3 separate regions of the Homo sapiens genome follow, and all the other regions are linked to region 3. The links are chromatin loops, found by intact Hi-C in ENCODE. Cell type or tissue: PC-3. All regions are shown on one strand.

Region 1 (8,000 bases), 120 kb before region 3:
CGCCACCTGAGACTTCTGTCTACATGATTCACAATCTCCATGACCATACTTGAAAGAGCAAGGCTATCTAGACAACAAGCTTTTTAAAAGAGCCTCTTCCATTCACAAAATTTTCTACAACCACACAACTCCAAACACCACAACCTTCTTCTTCCCTGGTAGATGCTAAGTCTGCTTGTAAGTTAGGGGTAGAAACCTGTCCAAAGCAAAATATATACCAGTATCTGCAATGCATTTTGTTTATTTGAATAGAAGGCAAATAAGAAGCACAGATGGGAGAACTGTCACTCACTGCTGAAATACAGAGTTCTCTAGCTAGACAGCTCAAGAAGGGATAAATAAATGGCCCCATCAAAAAACAAATGCCAGAATGCAACCTTTAAAGATGTCAGCCACGATTTATTCTGTTTTCTTATTCTTTATTTAATTAAGCACACCCAATCACTTGTTAGAATGAGAAATATTTATTTGGAAAGTTTGTATACAAGCCTCTGCTTCTCTATCAGTGGAACTTAACAATATTAGGTTGGTGCAAAAGTAATTGAGGTTTTTGCAATTAAAAGTAATGGCAAAAACCGCAATTACTTTTGCACCAACCTAAATTTAATTGCAAAAACCTCAATTACTTTTGCACCAACCTAAATAGTTTGTTTCATAAGTGTAAATGTTATTGACTCTGTCAGAAAACCTTTTACATTTTGGGGGGAATGGGGAAGTTGCTATATTTGTGTGATGCTGAAATAAACTGTTGGAAATGAAAAAAATAAAATTACACAAATAAGTTGGTTATTTGCCTCTATGTCAGTAAAGTAGTCTGACTGATTTTTTACTTTTTACTTTCAGCAAGAATTAACTTTTGGTTTTGGTATATGAATATCAAGCTTCACTCTCTCCCTTCTACCCTCAACACACAATAAAAATGGCACAATCATTGCCACTCCTTTTATTCCAAGAGTTGTTGTAAAATTTGGCAAAATCATGGAAGTACTTCCAAAAAAATTACTGTAGTCACCTAAGAATCACTTCAATTTCTTTATCTTCTTTATCATCAGCTGGGTTAGAAGCATTAACATTTTCATTAGCATCTATGTTTATCATCATCTTTGTTTATTTAATCTTTGACTTCCTTGCATCTTCACAGCAGAGAAATTCCAAAGCCAGTTTCTTGTATACTTCAGATGTGTTCCTGAAAATCTCTATGAATTAAACCATTTTCCACATTACTTTACAAGATCATGACAGATATCTGTAATTTGTTAAGAGATATCTGTAATGTTAAGTACTCCTTCTTTCTGACATTTAGATTAAAGATCCTCTGATTCTAATCTTATTATCAAGTAATTAATGATCTGTAAACCAATACTTATGTGTGTTGTGCCACTGCTGAAGGAGTGAAGGACACGCTATCCCAAAATATGCTGAATTGGTATATTGATTATTTTGAGTTAAAAACATTGAAGAAATTGTAGTTTCAGAAAGGGCAAGCTGACCTATCTCTTCCAGCAGACAGCAAGTCACAGAGATTCCTCTGGAAGGGGCCCCCTCCCTGTACTAGAGTGACAAAATAGTCCTTATCACAGAGATTGGGAACTGGGGGCTGCAATGAACTATAATAAACATATTTACTAAGGTAGCCCTTATCTTTCACTACTTCTCCACCCCTCATATATCTCCTAGTGAACCCTGAAGAAATTTACTGCCCTTAGCCAGATCCTCTTTGTCCTCTCAAGTTTATTGGTTTTTGTCTAAAAAGCATCTTGCTCTGGCCACTTCTTCGATTTTCACTCTTGTGAAGATCCCCATGTACATGTAAAACTAATAAAGTTTTTACGATTTTTTCTTATTAATCTACCTGATGTCAATTTGGCTCCTAGGTCAAGCCAAAGAGCCCACTAAGAGTTAAAAAGGGTTTGGAAGTGACCTCTGGCTCCCCTACACTGCCAAGCAACAAAATCCTGCAGAAAATCTTTTTGACATTTGAATCGTTACCTTGCAGTACTTTTTCAAAGTTTCCATTTTCAGATTCTGGGCCATCCTAAGATTTGTTGGTTTTAAAATGTGTCTGCAAATTCTTTGGTGTGTCTCCCCTAAAACATGTGGAGTCTAATTCCCTTCCCCTTAAGCATGGGTTCAGCTTTAGTGGCTCACTTCTGATAAATAGAATATACAAGGAGTGATGATGTGTGATTTATGAGACTAGGTCATCAACATCATAAGGCATCCTTCTCGTTCTCTCTCTCTCTCTCTCTGTCTCTCTCTCTCAGTTCACTCACTCTGGGAGACACTGGCTTCCCTGTTGTGAGGACACTCAAGCAGCCCTATTCAGAGGTCCATGTGGTAAGGTACGAAGGCCTCCTGTCAATTCTAGTGAGAAACCTAGGTTTCTTGCTAACAGCTATGTGAGTGAGCCATCTTGGAAGCAGATTCTCCCACCCCAGATGAGCCTTCGGATGACTGGAGTTCTGGCTGACATCTTGACTGCAATCTCATCAGAGACCTCAAGCCAAAATTACCCCACTTCCAAATTCCTGACCCTACAGAAACTGTGTGAGATAATATATGCTTATTGTTTAAGCCACTAAGTTGTTCTTTTGGTGGGGGGGATGGGTGATTTGTTATGCAACAACAGAAAACTAATACAGAAATTATACCTGCCATTATCAAAGAGGCCTCCAGTGAGGGTTGATGGTATCCTTGAATATTTAGGGAAACTAAGCATGTTAAGTGTAAATACAGAAACTGTCTTTGTCAAAACTAAATAAAGCAAGGGAAATGGAACTTGAGTGGCTGAAAATAAAGATTGAATGAAAACTCTCTAATTCCTTGATCAGAAGCCATGCATAATAAATGACCCACCATGTATTTAGGTCAGTGGCTCTTTCTGTCACTAACTATTACACATTTTTCTGCATTTCCCAGAACTGAGTGGGAGATGAGAAGGGAAGGAGGTTTGGAGATCACATTTAGAAGAAGAGTATGTGGGGTGGCTGTGACCACTCCTGCCATGTGGACTATAGTGCTTTTGTGATCCATTAACGTCACAAAATAGAAATGACACTATACACTTAATCACCACCTGTTCCTCATTTATACACTCAGGTCCACTGTGGTTTGAGTACATTGCTTTATTTGATTTACATTAGTTCACAAAGCAACAAACAGGAGAAACCTGTTATGAGGACAGAGGGTTCCTACTAAGCATTTTTTCTCTCCAGTGTCAGAAATGTCCAGTAGTGCAAATGGATCCTGCAGAGTTCAAGGAGAAGAGCTTTTCTTTTGGAAAGTCCTCTTGTGCACTCCATCTCTTTTCATTTGATGGGGCTCTGTGTTCCCCACATGTACTTTTTCAGAGGGGAGGCTGAAGCCCTGGCAAAGATTCAGAAATACTAACCAGCTCCTGTTTGAGTTCATTAGAGCGAAGTCAATTTTTCTTTTTTCATTATTTTCTTTTTCTCTTCTTCTTCCAGTGATGCAACTTGGACCAATTTCCTCAGAGCTAAACCTCTGGGACATATTATATAGATGGAGACATAGCGTTCTGGGTTTTTTTTTTTTTTTTTAATATTTTCAATGTTGAATCATAGACTATTAGAGCTAGAGAATGTCTTTGGAATCTCTTGATCTAGCGGTTTGGAAACTGAGTCACACAGAGCCCTGGGGTTCCTTAGGATTGCTCTGGGTCCAATCCAGTTTTATCTCTTTTCATATACTTGTGTTCTATCCGTATTAAACAAGAAGTTCTGAGGCCTCTGATTTAGTCTACTGCACTCACATTTAAGATGTTTGAACTGAAGTTAAGAGAGAGAAATTGATTTGTGCAGTCATATAATTTGTGATGGTTGGTTTGAGCTGAGCCTCCAGTCTGGAGTTTCAGACTGCCTGGAGGGTGGTCTTCAAACACACCATACCATTTTCCAAATAACAGGATAAATGTTACATATAGGGGTCTCAGCAGTAGAGCTGATTCTGAATGTGAAATGGAAGGACATGGCCCATTTTGGATGGCTTTCATCTCCTTCTTCTCCCCAGTGCATTGACTTACAAAATCGTTGAAAAGATACTTTATCTTGGCTAGATTTTTAGTTACTAGTGCCTTCTGGCATTTTACATATCTAGTCAAATCATTTTTTTTTCAGAAATTATACTGCAGATAGAAAGAACCCCTTTCTTAAAGTCATGGACACATTTAATATTCTAAGAATTTTGAATTATTAAAAATATCATACCCCTAGCTCCCCCAAAAAGCCTATCTTTACCTGGGTTGGATGTGGACAATGTAAAAGTGACACAGTAGGTGGCTCCCGTGAGCAAAAGTGAAACCATTTTAATTCACTATGCTCCTGCAGTTTCTCTAGAATAGATGAGAACACCTGTGGCTTTAGGAACTGGAGATCACTCAGGGGGCCTGCAGGGGCTGCTTATCAAAGGGAAACAGCATAAGGCATTAAATTCCCTCCAGTCCTGTCTATGGGAAACTCATCTGTAGAGGTCCTTTCTTTCTTTCTTTCTTTCTTTTTTTTCTTTTTTGGAGACGAAGTCTCACTCTGTCGCCCAGGCTGGAGTGCAATGGCGCGATCTCGGGTCACTGCAACCTCCCCCTCCCAGGTTCAAGCGATTCTCCTGCCTCAGCCCCCCAAGTAGCTGGGATTACAAGCGCCCGCCACCATACCCAGCTAATTTTTGTATTTTTTAGTAGAGATGGGGTTTCACCATGTTGGCAAGGCTGGTGTGGAACTCCTGACCTCGTGATCTGCCTGCCTCGGCCTCCCAAAGTGCTGGGATTACAGGCCTGAGCTACCGCACCCAGTTTTCTTTTTCTTTTTTTCTTTCTTTCTTTTCTTTTCTTTTCTTTTTTTTTTTTTTTTTTTTTTTTTTTGAGGAGTCCTGCTCTGTTGCCCAGGCTGTAGAGCAGTGGTGCAATCTCAGCTCACTGCAACCTCTGCCTCCCTCCCGGGTTTAAGCCATTCTCGTGCCTCAGCCTCTGAGTAGCTGGGGCTACAGGTGCCCACCACCACGCCTGGCTATTTTTTTGTATTTTTAGTAGAGATGGGGTTTTGCCATGTTGGCCAGACTGGTCTCGAACTCCTGGCTTCGAGTGATCCGCTCGTCTCGGGCTCCCAAAATGCTGGGATTATAGGCATGAGCCACCGCACCCGGCAGAGATTTTCAATGTAAAAACTTTCCACAAAGTTGTAAAGGAATCAATTTAATTACAAAGCAAACAATAAAATTATTTCTAATTTTTCCATGTGAAAAAACATTTCAAACTTTGGTTGTAGCTTGGGTCGTTTATGTTGTGAACTAGCCAGATAAAAGCAAGTGGTGTTTTCTGAATTTTTCTCAGTCCCCCCCCGTCTCTGGTTCCCTATTTCCCTGCCAGCAGATGACAATTCATTTTGATATTTGTAACCAACTGAAAACATTCCTTCTGTGAACCTAAGTTGGATAAATATGTCCACAGTGAAAGTATTTTTCACCTGATGAAAATGAAACCAAATTCCAGATAATATTTTCGTCTTTCTTAGTCTGTGAAAAGACTTTATCATGAAACTCTTGAATTACTTATCAGTATGTAAAATTGAGTCAAACTTATATTTTGACTGAGTACATCCCACAGTTCTTGAAATACTTCAGGATTCTTGTTTACTTGATCGAATTGATCGATGGCTAGCAACAGACCTGTAATCATGTATTTTAATGTGAATAAAGCTAATTAAATGTTTTTAAAAGTGGAATGGTATTTATTTAGAAATTTTATTACTAGGTACTCCAAATAAATTATTACAGATGATTTGCTTAGAAAGAAAAAGGGGCTAATCCCAACACTTTGCAAAGCCAAGGCAGGCAGATTGCTTGAGCCCAGGAGCTTGAGACAAGCCTGGGCAACATGGTGAAATCCTTTCTTTACAAAAAATACAAAAATTAGGTGGGCATGGTGGTATGCGCCTGTAGTCCCAGCAACTTAGGAGGGTGAGGTGAGAGGATCAGTTGAGCCTGGGAAACGGAGGCTGCACTGAGCTGAGATCATGCCACTACACTCTAGCCTGAGCAACAGAGTGAGACCCCGTCTAAAAAAAAAAAAAAAAGAAAATGAAAAGGAATGGAAAACAGCAGATTTTACAAAATATTATGCAACTAAGAAAATATTTATAGTTGCTACTATTTATTGAATACTTGTCATGTATTAGATTCTGTATTAACAATACCTAACATGTTAGTGATATGTTGCATATAATATATAGGATATTATTTAATTTTCCCAGTAGCTCTGTGAGGTAGATATTATTAGTGCCATTTTGTGCACGAGGAAACTGAGACTCACAGATGTGGGTCTCCTGAGGTCACACTGTGGAAAGGTACCCAACTCATCTTCAAACCTATATTTTTATCCATACTACTGTATTGCTTCTCTACTGCATGCATGTTGAGTATAATGTACCAGTAATCAAACTTCCTCATTTATTTTTAAAATCACTATCAGATGCATTTGAAATCCATGCAGTTCATGAAATAGGAAGTCTCCCTCTTTTAGTAAAAGAAAAGGGAGCATTTCTTGTTAGGATGGCAGTAAGACATCTGTACCTGATTAACTTCATTCTACTTTTCCACTGAAGCAGCCATGATAACTCAGATGCCAAGTGACAACAGCCAGAAATTAAAGCTATCAGTCAATTATTTGCTAATTTCTGGAAAGAATAACACATTAAGAAATACTCAATGGCAAAACAGGTCCTCAACTCAACTCAAATTACTCAAGGATGAGCAAACAGAAAGATAACAACATGAAACCAATAAAAATAGTCTGGTATTTCAACTGTCTATATTGTCCAAGAGAAATGCCAAGCAGACAACCTACAGAATGGGAGAAAATATTTGCAAACTATGCATATGACAAAGGTCTAATCACCAGAATCTATAAGGAACTTAAATAAATCAACAAAAATTATTTAAAAATGGCAGAAGATATGAACAGACACTTCTCAAAAGAAGACATATACACAGCCAACAAGCATATGAAAAAATGCTCAACATCAATACTCATTAGAGAAATTCAAATCAAAACAGTAAGATACTATCTCACACCAGTCAGAATGGCTATGATTAAAAAGTTAAAAAAAAACAAACAAACAACTGGCTGGGCACAGTGGCTCACCCCTCTAATCCCAGCATTTTGGGAGGCCAAGGCAGGAGGATTACTTGAGCCCAGAAGTTTGAGACCAGCCTGGGCAACACAGGGACTACATCGCTAGAAAAAAATTAAAAAATATTAGCTGGGTGTGGTGGTATGTGCCTATTGTCCTAGCTACTTGGGAGGCCGAGAGAGGAAGATTGCTGGAGCCCAAGAGGTTGAGGCTGCAATGAGCCATGATCAGGCCACTGCATGGCAGTCTGGGGGACAAAGTGAGACCCTGACTCAGAAAAACAAAATAAAACAAAACAAAACAAAAGCAGATGTTTGAAAAGTTGTGGAGAAAAGGGAACACATACACATCCTTCTGGGAATGTAAATTAGTTCAGCCACTGTGGAAATCAGTTTGTAGATTTCTCAAAGAACTCAAGACAGAACTACCATTTGACCCAGCAGTGTCATTCCAGATATATACCCAAAGGAATATAAATTGTTCTACTATAAAGACCCATGCATGCATATGTTCTTTGTAGCACAATTCACAACAGCAAAGACATGGAATCAACCTAGATACTCGTCAATGGTGGACTGGATAAAGAAAAGGTAGTACATATATACCATGGAATACTACACAGCCATAAACAACAACAAAATTATGTCCTTTGCAACAACATGGAAGAAGCTAGAGGCCATGATCTAAGTGAATTAACACAGGAACAGAAAACCAAATACTGCATGTTCTCACTTATAAGTGGGAGCTAAACATTGAGTACACATGGACATGAAGATGGCAACAATAGACACTGTAGCCTACTTGAAGGTGGAGGGTAGGTGGAACGTAAGGATTGAAAAACTGCCTATTGGCTCAATA
Region 2 (8,000 bases), 340 kb after region 3:
TTGACATATCCCCATTATTTTGTAGTTTTGAGCACTTCCTTACATTATGACACCTTAATAACAGGCTCCAGATTCATCTTGCCTATTTCCTGCCACAGCCCTAGAATCAGCCATTTTTCCAAGTATCCCTGGTTCCTATTATTGAAGAATAGTATTAGAAGCCAAGATATGGGTTCTGGGTGTGTTCATTGCTACTGGGGTGTTATTGCTTCTAGGTCACTTCCGTGGATAGAGATAGGGGATATATGTATTTATACCGCACATATATACACAAACATATTTTATACATTTTAAATATTTCAAAATTTATGTGTGTGTCGTATATATACATAATCATGAGCTCATATTATTTGACTCTAATTTAGCCTCACAGGATTCACTCTAACCTTCTCTCATTGTTTATTTGTTACTTCTTTCTTTGACAGTGAGAACCTTGACTCCCATTATCTACAATTTATGTATTAATATTTACTTGTTCAGTTTTAACAAATATGTAAAGTGGTTTCAGAATTGCTTCCTTGTTCTCTGATTTCTTTTTAAGTAGTAATCTGTTCTTGTTTCATGGATGCAGTATCCTCTTTTATTTTTTGAGGACATATCATTCTCTAAAGTTTTCTTTCTTTTTTGTTTTTTGGATTTATCTGTGTGTGTGTGTACTTGTATGTGTGTGCATTGTGTAATGTGCATTATATGTGTCTTGGTCTCTGTTTCCATGATAAATAATTTTTCAAATGTCTGTAAACCTTCTTTGTGTATTCATATTTAACAATAGGACCTTAAAGAAAAATAGGAATTTCTGTGGGGGTAGGGGAGATAAGTGGGGATAGAGGAGATATGGTTTGGAGGGATGCACTGTAGATTGATCTTTCACTGGGGAACCTCACCTGTCAGTGTCTAGCAATAATTTCTTTAGGGCCATTCTGTTTTTTCCCTGGATGAGAAGTAAAGGCATAGTGTGAAGAATATTGAGTTGGAGATGTGGGCTGATTTATTTAATGTCTGCTTTCCTTAATAGACTATAATCTCTAATTCAATCAGGATCCTGAAGGCACACTTACACGGTGTATTAGTTTCCTGTGGTGCTGTAACAAATTGCCACACACTTGGTGCTTAAAACAAGAGAAGTTTATTCTTTTACAGTTCTGGAGGCCAGAAATTAAAAAAAAAATCAAGGCATCAGCACAGCCATGCACTCTCTGAAGTCTCTGGGGGAAAATTCTCCTTTGCCTCTTCCAACCTCTAGTGGCTCTCTGTGTTCTTTGGCGTATGGCTGCATAACTACAGTCTCGGCCTCCCTCAGCTTATGGCCTTCCCCCTGTGTCTATGTCTTCTCCACTTCTGTTTCTTATAAGGATATTTGTGATTGGATTTAGGGCCCACATGGATACTCCAGGAGAATCTCATCTCTAGATCACATCTGCAAAAACCTCTTTTCCACACATGTTGAAGTGGTTATGGCATTGACATAAAATAATTATTTATGGCATTAACATAAAAAATTATTTAAAATAATAATTATAAAATAATTATAGGGGGTTTAAGGAGCCCATAGGAACATTGAGGCACCCAGGGAATAGCAACAGTGTGAAGCCATTACCACCCCAGGCTTAAAGGAAGAAGAGTTGGAAACAATATCATGGGGGCTCAATGGGAGAGTTGCCTTGGAGCAGAAGAATCCTAGTAGTAATTACAGATAAATAAAACCTTTGCCAGAATTATAGCATAGAAGTAGAGGGAAAAGTGAGGCAGGACATACCTTGACCTTTCCTTCCCCTACCTGCCCTTCAGTCTCTTGATGGTGTCTCTTGCTGGCCAAACACAAATGGAAACCAGAGGACCTGGGAGCTGGAAGACTCAGTCCATAAGGATGATCTCCAGCAGCACAGAGCAGATAAAAGAAGGTGATGAGAACGGGTCTTAGCAAGGGCGGGGGGATGGAGAATAACTAGTATCTGTCTTCCTGCTTCAGCGCTTTATATTTGATTTCTAGAATGTAAGCACATTAATCCGAAAGTTAAATAAATAAATGAGAGAAAGGTTGAATGAAAAACCTGTAAATAAGATAAATGTCTTCACAGTGAAGAGCTATAGCTGGGATACAACCAAAGCAAATGGAAATACTTTATTAGATTTTGTGCATCTGAACACATTCATCGTTCTCTCATTTATTTTCTATTCTTTTCCCCTTTCTATTTTAAAATAAAACCTGAATATAGAAAACTAAACGATACAAATGTATACCATGGTGAATTATTTTCAGGTCAAGACTCTTGTGACTCCCATCTAGGTCAATACATAGAACTTTTCTGCCCACCTCCTCAAAACACTCTTCTGGGTACTTCATCCCATTATCCAGTCACAGCCCCCTTCATCTTTCCTACATAGCCAGCATCCTTTATAGTCATAACTTCCTTGCATTTCCTTTGGGTTTAATCACTGAGACACTATGGTTTAGATGTACCCACTTTTTAAAAACGTGTTTTGTCTTTTTAATTAATTTTTACAGTTATGATAAGATATAGATAACATAAAATGTACTATTTTAACCATTTGTATGTGTATAGTTTGAAAACATTAAGTATATCACATTGTTGTGCAAACATCACCACCATCCATTTTAATCCTGCAAAACTAAAACTCTGTACCCTTCCAACAATAATTTTCTACTCCTCCCTTCTCTTAACCCCTGGCAGCCACCATTCTACTCTCTAAAAAATGTTTTAATTTTAGGTAAGTTATCTGACAGTATTTATTAATTGTTCTATTTCTTTGCTTTAATTTTCTTCTTTGGAGACCTCTATTTCTTTGTGTTAGGTCTTTTTCTTTTTTTTGATACTTATCAAAAATCTTTTTATAACTTTCTTTAATTTTTTTTTTTTTTTTTTGAGATGGTGTCTCATTCTCTTGCCCAGGCTGGAGTGCAGTGGTGCTGTTTCAGCTCACTGCAACCTCTGCCTCCTAGGTTTGAGTGATTCTCGTGCCTCAGCCTCCCAAGTAGCTGAGAGTACAGACATGTGCCACCATGCCCGGCTAATTTTTCCACTTTTAGTAGAGACGGGGTTTTGTCATGTTGGCCAGACTGGTCTTGAACTCCAGACTTCATGTGGTCCTCCTGCCTCAGCCTCGCCAAGTGCTGGGATTACAGCACTGGCCGTACTTTAATTCTTTTATGTTTTTACAGTTTTTTTCTTTTCATTTTCTATTTCTCTTAAGGCATTATTTGTCATGTTTATTTGCTGTTGCATACTTTATAGTTTTGTTATTTCCTGAAAGTGTTTTTTTCTTTTATTTTGAAGTCTTTCTTATGTCTCCTATTTATGTGTTTTTTCCCTTATGTGTCCTTCGTGTATTGTATAATGTACTTTTAAAAATTCCTTTTAATTGTTTTAAAATAGTATATTAAAACTTTAATCCATTCTTGGAACATGTCTCTGGCATGATTTCATTGTCTGTAGAGGTGTTATTCTGATTCTTACTCTCTTTTTTATTATCTTAATTCTGTGTGATATTTGACTTTTATACTTTTCTGTTGTTTATTTTCCTGCGAAGTTAATTTATTTGCACTTTTAGGCAAATAAATTGGTTTGGTTAGCTTTTATTATTGTTTTTAAGCTTACAGAGCTCCCTCTTCTGTTGCTTCTGTGAAATGTTGGAGCTAGAGGGCTCTGTTTCCCATGTGACTTTCATGGAAACCTTCCCTTTTCTTTGTTGTTTATGCTGGTACATTTTAATTCTGCCCCAAGTAATTTAGGCTCTGCCCCCAGTAAGTCTGGCACCCTGTCATGGAGCGCTGTCCTGGCTGGCTACGATCAAAAGTTCACAGGGACTAGGTTATATGTCTACCCCTTGAGAAATTAGCAGAGATCCCTGCACTTACCTGTTTGTGGAACCGTGAAACCCTGCTAAATTCAAATTGTCTGCATTACTTTCTGGTGAATATCTTTTAGCTATTTAGGGATTCTCCTCCTCCCAGGTCTATCTGAACCTCCACTGCTTCCTTTTTTATTTTTCCTGCACAATGTCAATATCACACCGTCTTCTGGCTGTTGACCATTAATCCCCAACTGCTTGTATTTTGGAATTCATGGGGCTACTTTGACATCTCATTATGTTGTAAATGCTTTCCATGTTTTCGCTGGCTTGCTTGCTATTTGCTTTTTCTATTTTCAGGTGGGAATTCAGGAAGATCCAAAGTCTGTACTACCACCAGTGTCATCACCCTCACAGAATCACATTATCATTTAAAAAAATTAGTTTTCTCCCTCTGTGTAAATATTTTAATTGCAATTCACAGCCCAGTCCTGACATGCATGTTTGATGAGATTTCTTCTGAAGCATAGATGATATACCTGTCTGGTAGATAATGGTGGTTCAGTGGTTTTTCCTACTCCTATTCATCCTTCCTTTATGAGATTTTCCATTCTCAGATGGCTTTTGCTTTGAGTTCATCACAGGCACTTCTAACTCCTATTTTTTCTTTAAGCTCTTCTCCTCTTCCCCCTAGAACTTCTAACTCAACTCCACACCTTCCTGGACCATACTGTAAGCTCTAGTTAGGAACAACTGCTATTCTTCCCTTGTGTGTGACATGTCTATTCCTGTTACTATTTCATAGCAAACACTATCTTCCTCACCCACAAAGTCATGCCATTCAAGACATGCTTAAGGTACACCTTCCCTAACTCGTATGGTAGCCTTTTGCTGACAAATTTTCATTAAGTCAAGAAGTGCCCAGTCAACCAGCTTAACTGTGATTCTTCCCCAGATTTTAATACTTCAAATCTAGAGTGGTTTGCCCAGTATGTATTTAATTTATATGCATTTATTAGACTGTTAGATATTCTCTCCTGTGTTCTATGACTAAGGTCTGATCCTCCAACCTCTGCCGAACTTATCTCAAACACATAACGTTGATTAAAAGGGGAGATTGGGAATATCAAGACATCAGCAAAATTCATTAAGACTATGGGAAAAAAATCAAAGTTTATGTGATATCTCCCAATTCACTTGGAATTTCTCAGTTTATTCTCTGGGAATGACCAATCTGATTCACACTCTGGAGGTAGCAAGTTTGGTTTCCAGATTTCTTTCTCTGCTTACGTAAAGAGAATATCCCATTTGCTTCCAAGGTCTGAAGTGGCTTTCAACAAAAGATAGGTATAACAAAAAGCAGTTAAAAGAAAAACAGAAATTAGAAAATTTTTAGGAAAAAATTGTGGTAAACATATCAACTTACTAGATTAATATTGTCAGTACAATTTTTAAAAATTCAACTCAGATTTCTAATGGTCAATGTAAAAAGGAAAAGTATGATTACATAAGCCTAATTTGCTGGTAAAAAAAAAAAAAAACCCACAATTTATTGAAGATAATAATTTTCCTGAGATTGGGAAAGTAGGAAGGCTACAGGAAAGAATGGTAAGTCAGAGGATCTAAGTTTTATTCTTCTCTCCATTACTTACCAGCTATTTGATCGTGGACAATTTACCCAGCCTTAGCCCCCTCACAAATACAATGGAAATAACAACCCAAATTTCTGTGGGTATTTGTAAGGATCAAAGAGAATAACTATGCAAGTTAGTGTTACATGTCTAACTCAAACATTTCTGCAGCACTTCTCTTCTTTCCCACCTCTCAGGTCCTGCAGAACATCCAACCATTCTCCGAGCATGATACTTATCCCTAGATAATTGCAAATGGTGCCTCTTGAATGCTCACACTCCCTGCCAGCAAAGCCGTCTGTAAGTCCCTCACACTCCTGCTAGCAAAGCCGTGTGTAAGTGCACAAGGAAGTGAGACACACACTTCCACTGACAGGTCACCCTGGGTTCTGCCTTGGGGCATTAGGAACATTGCTACTACCACTGTGGCCTTTGCCCCTGACCTCTGTAAGTGGGACCTGCCGTCACAGTTGTCGTAGCCAGGCCCTATGTACTGCTACATAGTCAAAGCCTTAATAGATCCAAGCAGCATCGTGGTTTCTCAAATCCTCCATGCATCAGTGCCAACCAGTGAACACATATCTTTTTCCCTGTACTGTGACCCCGGGTACCAAAAACCACATTGCTTTGGACTCTGTGTCTCACAGATATGAGTAAAAACAATTCATTTGGACCTAGCTACTTGCAGAGCCTGTACCTACCCTAAATTGCCCCCTAGTCAGCCTGGAGGCCGTGAAGTTGAGTCCAAGGAAGAAAAGAGTCATGGAATACCTTCCAGTGTTCAGAATTGTTCTCTCTGGCATCTTACTTTAATGACTGAGGTAGTGTTACCAGGACAGTTTTATAGGCCTCTCTAATTCCTTAGATTAGTTTTTTCCCCGCCAATAGCTTCCTAGGTTCCTCATGCACGTATAGCCTGGAAGAGTCACTTCAAGCCTTCACTACGAGGACTCAGATGTGACTGAATCCGGAGTGAACTTCACATTGCATCAAGCCAGGAGACCTTGTGCCAGATACCCAGAGGAAGAGGGGAGAGAAGACATGGGCAGAGAAGAAATGAAGAAGAAGAGGCAGAATGCTCAGATGTGCTGCCACTGAAAGAAAGGAAAACTTCTTTCTTTCTTTTTTCTTTTTTTTTTTTTTCCTCAGGGAAGGTCTGGCTCTATTGCCCAGGTTGGATTGCAGTAGCATACTCTCAGCTCACTGTAAGCTCCACTTTTCAGGCTCAAGCTACCCTCCCACCTCATCCCACCCATGCACAGCTAACTTTTGTATCTTTTGTAGAGACGGGGTTTTGCCATGTCTTCCAGGCTGCTCTTGAACTCATGAGCTAAAGCAATCTGCCTGCCTAGGCCCCCAAAGTGCTGGGATTACAGGCGTGAGCCACCATGCCCAGTCAGGAAAGGGATGTTTCTTTGAATGTTGAGTGGTAGAAAAATGTATTGTATAATGAATGGGTACCTGGAGTCTGTATGGCTGAGCTTCATTTGGAGCTTTTTAATTTTGTTCAATGCCACAACATTTATACAAACAAGTTCAATTGTTGATGCAAATAAACAGAGGCATTTAAATTCAGATCATTTTTGTTTCAGTAGTGTATTTAGAATAAGTATAGAAGTTAAAAGTATGGGCTTTGGATCAATTAGATATGTGGTTGAACTCTTTCTCAACTACTTGTTAACCTTATGTAGGGCAGTTAAATTCTTTGACACTCATCTCTGTATTGAGAGTAGTAAGAGTTTATTCATCATAGGGAGGTTGTATTAAATAAAACAATATGTGTAAAATTCTTTTTTTTTTTTTTTTTTTTTTTTGAGACGGAGTCTCGCTCTTTCGCCCAGGCTGGAGTGCAGTGGCGCTATCTTGGCTCACTGCACGCTCCGCCTCCTGGGTTCACGCCATTCTCCTGCCTCAGCCTCCCAAGTAGCTGGGACTACAGGTGCCCACAACCGCGCCCGGCTAATTACAATATATGTAAAATTCTTAATATAGTGCATAACAATAAACATGTGGAATAAAGTTTTTAATTTTCTTTTTTTATTTGTGTATACAAATGGAGCTATACTGGGGAGAGCAGTAAGATATACGCCATTTTATAGGATGAACAGTAAAGAAAGTTATGAATGCGGGATCTTTTCTCAACAGTAGGTTTTATTTATTCGAACTCTATGCTACTGAGAAAAACTCCAAAAAAATGTGTGCAGGATACATAGGGACTTCGGAGGAAAACTCCAACTCTTCCTTGGAAATATTTCCACAGAATAGAAATTGAGAGAACAGAATTCACTTCCAGAAGGACAGCAAGCTCCACTGAGCGTAGCCATATTCCAGTCATTGTGGTCACTCACCAGGTTCCTAAAGAGCTGACATTTCTTATAACAACAGTAGTGCTCGTTCCTAGACTGTAGTAATCATAGATAATAAAGCAGGTCGGAGGCTGAGGAGAGCACAGAGATGTGATGTTGATAAATCACTGTCTTGGTCTATTCATGTGGCTAAAACAAAATACCTGAAACTTGGTAATTTATAAAGAATAGGGATTTATTTCTCATGGCTCTG
Region 3 (8,000 bases):
GGACACTGATGTTGGGGGATGAGCAGTTCTATCTAAGCAGGGGGGTCAGAAATTTGGGTCTGTGTTCTCCTGCTAATTTCACCCATAATTCCAGAAACCAGTGCTTTCACTTCTCCATGCCTTGGAATCTCTGTCAATGAAACAGGAATGGCTGTGCTCTCTTGAAAAAATAATCTGCTTTGAAGTCATAAAATCCAAAGTACCAACCCTCACTTGTTCTAGGGGATGAAGGTGAAAAGGTTTCGTGATCAAATGACACTGTCATATTTTAAGAGCTTCTTTTCTACGTACATTTTCAAATCATGAAATTCATATGCTGTGTTAGGGTAAGCTAAGTTTTGCTGTGGCAATAAACTCCCAAATCCCAAAGGCTATTCCTCACTTTCCGAACAGTCTGATGCAGGTCAGGCTGCTCTCCTTGGTGGCTACCCTTCAACAGTGATGAGACATTTAGGCTGTTTCTATCTTGCACCTTTGCTGTTTCAGAGTTCTTTGTTTCCAGGCATAGTGGCAAGAGAGAGGGCATGTATGGAACTCACCACCCTTCTTTCCTACCTCAGACAGAAAGTGCCAAGCATTACTTTACTCACACACCTGCCTGTGAACCAGAGTTAGTCACATAACCCCATCATAAATACAAGGGAGGCTGAGAAGCATGAGGGAGCTTGTGGAATATTTGGGGAGTGCTGGTGTTTGTGCTACATATTCTAGGAGTGTTATTATTGTTTTATGTCCAACCCAGGCAAGGATTCAAAATGAAGAAACATTTATTCAACAAACTTACCAAGTACTACCAACTAGAGATATAAAGATAAATGAGACCCAGGTCCAGCCCAAATAATTCATAGCTGGGAGATGGGCATGGGGAAAGATGCAAACAAGGAAATTATTGGGAAATTCATAATTGCTTAGAGGTAAAAATGAAATGTGTGGGAAGACAGAGTAGGTAAGGCTCTACAAAAGAACTGACTTGAAAGATGGTCCTTAGGTTCTGGAAGGAGGACTAGGAGTTTACCAGATGGTGATGTTGGGGTGGATGGATTCCATAAGAAGGAAAAAGGAGCTTAGGGTCAGACTTCCTTTGTTTTCAAAGTCAACATGGGAGGCCCCTGCAGTCCACTGCACTAGGCCTGTGCTTCTTAAAAAAAAGTAAAAGTGAGTAGATGCTGAAGCCTCAATTTTACAGTTTCCAAATGAATAGTAAGAATAAAAAGGCTTGAAAAAGAAAGTAGATAAAATAAAGTCTTTGGAAACAGTAAGAGAAAGGCCTCGCAAATCATTCCCTGCCAGGCTGGCTCAGTAAAATTTTGGGTGGCACAAGTGGCCCTATCTGCTATCAAATTCAATTATTTTGCCAGCAAAGCTCTAAGAATGGTGATAGCTGCTTTTGCTGGAGGGTTTCTCTTATTCATTATTTACAACCCCATCATCCTGGAAAACTGATATTTTGGCCTAAAAAATTAGGATCCAAGGCCAAAAACATTATTTCCAGAAAATGACAGGACATATAGTAAAAACTTCTGGATGGTACAAGCTCCCCAAGGGCTTGGATGTCCACTTTTTGATATGGGGCCTTCTAGAAAAGGTTATTGGCCATAATACCTTACATTTGCATGGTATTTGAAAGATTGCAAAGCATTTTTAAGTATCCATTAAGTGAGTTAATTAAAAAAAAAAGAGAGACCAGTATTGAGAAGGGCATGGGAAACTGGTAGTTTTTTGCATTATTAGGAGAATAATGCATTATTAGGAGAATTGCTGCCCCCTTTTTGGAGAACATTTTGGCAATGCCTACTTTTTAACCTAGCAATCACACTTCTAGGATTTATCCTTGAACTATGTTTGCACTAAATCAAAAGCCCAACATGAGTTCATTTGCAGTATTTGAAATTTAAAAAGGTAGGGAGAAAACTTACTATCTATGAAGTGGGAATATCCAAATAATTCATTATGTACTAGAACTATAAAATGCTATACATCTTGAAAAATGAGAAAAATCTGATGCCTTGACATGGAAAGATGTCCATGAGGCTGCTTAATAAAAGTTCCAAGCACATGTGTGTGTGTGCTTGGCTTGCCCAAGCCCTGCACCTCCTAAATGACAGCACCGGATTCAAATCTAAATAATCTCAATTTAGGTCCTGGATGCTTTGCACTTTATTTCACTTCCAGCACCCATGGGGTAGGATCTGGACATGAATGAGACTTCCTACCAACCAGCTCCAGGAAGTTGGGAAAAAATAGAAAAATCCCGTGGAAATAACTCTTGGTTAAGAAGAATAAGATTTGGGCTTCAAGCTCTGCTCTTTCACTGTCAGCTGTGTGACATGCCACAATCTCTTTGCCTCTCTGGAAACCACCATTCTTCACCTTCCTCATCCCTACCTCCTCCACTTCCCTCTGTGCTGTTCTATATGGGGGAGCTGGAGCCACAGGTGGTTCCTGAACCCTTGAAATGTGTCCAGGATGACTGAAAATCTGAAAGTTTAATTTGATTTTCATTTGAATGAATTTAAAGTTTATTTAGCCACATAGGGCTATTGGGATGGTTCTGGGTAGTACAGGGCAGAGTGATTCTTAGGAGACACCCCAGCAACCCGAGAATCATTACATAACAGGGAAGAGTTATTTGATCACACTGTGTGAAGGCAGATTTTTTAAACGTTGGTTGAGAAGCACTATGTGCAACATAAAGTTAAAACTATTCAGTGTGGCAATCACCAAGATGCCACATTTCTAGACCGGTTCCAGCCATACCAACATATTCATCAGGCTCCTAAGCCCATCCTCCTTCTCACACTGTTCCCTCTGCGTTAAATGCTGGCTCCCATCCTCCTTCTCACACTGTTCCCTCTGCGTTAAATGCTGGCTCCCATCCTCCTTACCTGGATCCTACCCATCCTTCCAGGCACAGGTGAAGGTACCTTGTTGGTGAAACCCTCTTTGACCTCCACATTCACTCTTCAACTCGCCAGTGAGGTGAATCACCCTCTCCCAGCATGGGTTACATTCACCTCATTACAGCACGGTTGTGGATCCAGGTCTAACATGGAGACAGACAGTGTAACGCGGCATGCGGAATTCTCTGATGGAGACAGATCCAGGGTGCTCTGGAGACCCAGAGAAGGGGCTCGTCAAGCTAGGTTCGAGGGAGTGGGTTCTCAGAAAAACAGATGTGAAGACAGAATGTGTGCAAGAACATTTTGTTAGGGGAAACACCTGTGAGATAAAATAGCCCAGGAGCGTGGAGAGGCTGAAAGGGCCATCAGACCACATCACAAACGCATGATGGATTTTAGAGCCCCGTCTGCGCTGAGTTAATTATGGTCCCTGATGTTGCTCCCCGATGTCGGAGATCTGAGAAGTGCAATTATAGCCGCCACAGAGGGTGATGCTCTAAGTAGAAATACCTGTGAAATCACTTTGTGTGTGATTAAGCCTCTACAAATAACCGTTGTTTTTATCGTAGACCTCTAGGAACAATTATAATAGTAACATCAGGGGAATGCCTCAGAGTTAGCTAGAAGGCCAGCAGATGGAAATTAACCAATTAAACTACAGATGTTGTTGGTGAAATGGTGTAAAATATGGTAACTTTAATTTTGCTATCAAAAACTCGATCTTGCTGAATTTAGTTCTTGGATTTGGTGACTGGTGAGGTTGTGGAAATGCCTTTTCTTCCAGGTATTTAAGATTGAGAACAATCAAGTAACAAGTGTTAAGTATCCACATGTGCTTCTCAGAGAGTGCCATGAGGAATTAGAACTATAAGGGAAGCGAGTGCTTTTGAGGAATGTATTATGCTCTTGGAGAGATGAGACCAGTGTTTATAAACAACAGAAACATCAACAAACAATACTAGGTAGGTACAGCTTTGTAATCTGAAGAGATTATCCTGTTCAGGACAAAGGAAATAGAATCTTATTCTTGATGAGGAATCAGCCAGAACCCACCCTAAGACTCTGCTATATCACATCTCTATTCAGGGTTAAGTAATTGACCCACTCCAGAAATGACGAAAACAAAATAAAGGTGAGAGTGAAGTCAGTGAGATGAAATGAATGGAAATCTGAAATGAAAATGTTATCATTAGGTGGCTGAGTAGGATCTTCCTTGGGGTTCTGGAAGCAAAGCTCCACCTGTCACTTGAGCTTCTCAAATAAACTTATGTTTCACGCTGAGTTCCTGAGCCACTGATCTGAGCATTACTCACTCTGTCCCTCATGTTTCCCAGGTGAGAGGTAGTTTCTATGCTCTCCCAACCATAGATGCGGCTAATCAACAGGCCCCATCTCCAGCCCCAGCCTCAGATTCCCTTTTTGGGCAGAGGGAGGCTTGGGCTGAGTCATCCCAGGGATAAACGCTGTAGTCACTCTAGGGAGGTGTCCCCGGCTGCCCCTGCTGGAGGGCAAACAAGTGAGTAACCCAGCCAGTGTCACATGGTCCTGGAATGGGGCTGGCTTGTGCCTCTGCCAGGTCCATGGCAATGAAGGAGTTTGCTCACAACACACACACACACCCTGACCCCTCTCTTGAGCGGGAGTGAAAGTCTGTGTGGGGGCGAGAGGTGTTGTAGATTTAACAACTGAACGTGCATAAGGAAAGCTTATGACCCAGTGGACAGGCAATGGATGCTGATCTAAGAGAATTCCTAGAGAAGAAAGTTCCTAGAGGAACGCTGCCTAGGAAACTCCCCCCAACCCACCCCTTCCCACATATTTCCTGGCCCTTGTCAACACACCTCCTGTGGCCGACAGGAGATGCCAGCAGCTTGCTCACCCAGGACAGAGAAGGAGAGACAGACAGAGCAATCCTTAAGATGCAGGATGATGCAAAGGCTAAAAGCCACAGTCAGAATCCAAGTCAGGAACTCAGGTGGCCAAAATTCTTCCCCTTGGGATGAGTCAGAGTGGCTAAAGTTTTGGGGAGCTGCACAGCAGATGTAGCCTCCTGTGTGCAATCTTACCCCAAGGGAATTTTATTTCAGGCCCCTTGTACTAACAATGGTGAGATATGGATATTTGTCGTAGGCTTTAGAATATTCCTTCAACTTGATCTTCCATGTCACTACTTTGAGTCTCAAATATGTATGTGAATCTCCTAAATTCTCATATTCTTTTTATTCCTCCCTCCTTCCCTCTCTTTCACACCCCCTTCTCCCCCTTTTTCTCTCCCCCTCTCTTTCCCTACCCCTTTTCCAAATTGACATCAGTCCCATTCGTTCAGGCACTCCATTTCTTTAGGGTCATCATTTTAGGTGGTCTGCTTGTTCTTTCTCCCTCTGTCTACTCCACCTTCAGTGCACTGCTATTCTTCTTGGTCTGTTTAGGAGCTTGGGTCCAGGATGTGGGGTTGTCTAAGCAACAGCCCATCAGCAGTTGGTAGAAGGTGTGGAGGTTGCCTGTCTCAGTGGTCTGTGTGTAGAAGCATGCAGGTTGCCAGCTCCAATAGTAAGCCATTCTGTTGCCTAATGTTAGCTATAAAGGCTAATGCTCTCCCAATCTTGGGGGTAGGGAGAACACTACCAGTAGCTTCTGAATCTGAGAATGGTGATCAATTCTAATAACTTGTGTATGTGTGAACTTTGACTTTCTGAACTCTCTCCTTTCTTTAGCCAATTTTTTTCAGCATTTTTTGTGTGCAAGACACTCCTATCTATTCTTGTAACAGCCTAGCAACATAGACCAATGCAGGGAATACTCTGCTCATTTTACAGTTGGGCAGACTGAGCTCTAGGCAGTTAATTACCTAGATTCTTGGTAATGGAATATAATTTACAGATTTGATCTTTTGGTCCATCACCACCAGAGACTCTTCTAGAACAGGTAAGATATACAAAAGTTTATATATAACAAGGTGCATATATATATACATATGCATATATATGAAGATATATGTATATATATGTATATAAACTAGCACAGGGAATTCTGGTTTAGGTGCTAGAAAACCTGGGTTTCAAATTCAACTCAGCCCTAACTAATTCTAGGGCCTAACAATCATCTCATTTATGTGAGCATCAGCTTCGCAAAAAATAAAGTGATCAACTTAGATAATTCCCAGAGTGTCTCTAAACTCCATCTTTTCAAAAGTTAAAATTCCTAGAACTAAGAAAGTGGTTTCAGAATGAAGGTTCTGGGCCTCTCCATCTGGCCTGACTGTGGTATGACTTGGAGCACTCTCCTGCATAGCTTCTGGCTGATAGTCCTGGTAAAGTAGCAGGACTATTTTTCCAGGTTGATCTCTCCAGGTAGATACAACAGAAACATCCTGAAGTGTCCTAAATTGAGCATGTCCATGGGTCCCCAAATTTCCCACAAAACCTCTTCCCTGGCCTACAGAAGATCTTCTAGAGTGAAGAGGTCTTTTGGCATTGTGCTTGATGTTTTTACTACCTGGGATGTTGAGTTACTAGTGTTCCATGACTTGATGTTCACCTACCTGAGCAGGTCACTCGTTAGCACTCATTAGAACATTGACACAGATCAATTAATGAAATTGGTGCAACGCCACCTATTTAAGTGAATACTTTTTCAGAGGAAATTGGACTCAAATAGTGGAGTGAAGAGGAAAAAGGCTAGAGGGGGGTGTGTAAAGAGACTCCGGCAAGCTCCGTGGAGTGGGGTGGCTAAAGATAATGTGGGCCAGAAGAAAGGCTTCACTGCACTCATGCTGCCTGCAGGAGTTTGGATTGTGTCCAAGCAGATCAGTTTCAGTAGTGGCTAAAATCTTGGGCCTGGAGGAGATTCTTGGAAATTTCTTAGCTCAGTGCTCTTGTCCTAGACAAGAAGTTGCCTGTGTCATCTAGAAGAGAAAATTATGTTATCTGTCACTTATTGAATGTCTGCTATGTGCCAGATATTATTTCTAAACCTCACAAGTATCCTGAAAAATAGGTATAATGTATTTGTTTTATGTGAGAACCACAGGATCAGGGGGCGATACTTTCCCAAAGCCACTCAGCAGGGGTGAAGGTTTCTCAGACCTTGAAGTTGGTGTCTTTTCTGCTCTGCCAGAAGCCCATGGGTAGCCATATTAGCCTTACAGACTTCCAAGGAATGGTGGTAATGTTTCCCACTGACTCTTCAGACAGCCAGTAATACTGATATCAAGGAAGAAACTCGCACTAGATTGAAAGCTCCTCCTACCCCACACAAGTTATTCCTTTTTTTAAATTACGTCCACAGTAAAGATAAAGCCCAACTGATTAGCATTCTTTCTGTGATTCCACTTCAAAAAGATATTCTTCTAGGTCCTCGTTTTGTGGACATAGACCTTTGGCTTTAATTGATGGTAATTATGTTTCTGGTGCTGTTGTTGAACTGTGGGTTCTTGGGTGAATCTGGACAATGACAGTGAGTGGTCTCTCTTGGTGAAAGTCCAGCCCACCCATGGAGGCTCACCAGCGCCTCTACATTGTCTCCCCAATCTCTTCTGTCTCACATGCTGTTTCGTACATATTTATTATAAGGCTTGCAATACTTTACTTTGTACCATATGTGATGATTTATTTTGTGTCAATTTAAGTGGGCCATGAAGTACTCAGATTAAGCATTGTCTCTTGGTGCGTCTGTGAGGATGTGTCTAGATGAGATTTGTATTTCAATGAAAACATTTAGTAAAGTAGATGGATTTCCCAATGTGGCTGGGCATCGTGCAATTTGTTATGGACTTAAGTAGAACAAAAGGTAGATGGAAGAGGAATTCACCCCTTTTATTCCTGCCTCTGTGTTTGAGCTGGGACATTTCATATCCTCTTCTTTCACCGTGAGACTGTGATTTACATCATTGGCTCTCCTGGTCCTCAGGCCTTCTAAGACTGAATTACATCACCAGCTTTCCTGGGTCTCCAGCTTGCAGATGGCACACTGTGGGACTTCTTAGCCTGCAGAATCATGTAAGCCAATTCCCTACGTGCGTGTGTGTGTGTGTGTGTGTGTGTGTGTGTGTGTGTGTGTCCTCTTGGTTCTGTTCCTCTGGAGAATCCTAATACATATAGT

What was found. Peaks named below come from ENCODE experiments on the same cell type or tissue, not always from the same donor. Only the 100,000 strongest peaks of a DNase experiment are listed, where the experiment ranks them.
Region 1: it touches region 3 in a loop (9-fold over the local background); 5 of 110 quality-filtered maps call a loop at or near these places.
Region 2: a loop joins it to region 3, with 4 times the contacts of the local background. A loop is called at or near these places in 4 of 110 quality-filtered maps.

Annotation. Positions count from the first base shown.
Region 1 is chr1:222,005,608-222,013,607 of GRCh38, reverse strand. No RefSeq gene overlaps it. Among named protein-coding and RNA genes, the nearest start is that of LINC02257, 31 kb to the right of the region's middle. RefSeq lists an enhancer at 4,078-4,610. In PC-3, CTCF peaks have their summits at 4,079 and 4,285; DNase peaks (open chromatin) are centred at 3,147 and 4,317; H3K4me3 peaks cover 500 bases; H3K27ac peaks cover 1,052 bases.
Region 2 is chr1:221,539,532-221,547,531 of GRCh38, reverse strand. No RefSeq gene overlaps it. Among named protein-coding and RNA genes, the nearest start is that of DUSP10, 200 kb to the left of the region's middle. In PC-3, a CTCF peak has its summit at 3,618 (motif pointing left); a DNase peak (open chromatin) is centred at 3,661.
Region 3 is chr1:221,883,697-221,891,696 of GRCh38, reverse strand. All of the region lies in intron 2 of LOC124904517 (a long non-coding RNA gene), which reads right to left. Among named protein-coding and RNA genes, the nearest start is that of LINC01655, 47 kb to the right of the region's middle. In PC-3, a CTCF peak has its summit at 4,739; DNase peaks (open chromatin) are centred at 4,326 and 4,756; H3K4me3 peaks cover 1,251 bases; H3K27ac peaks cover 2,396 bases.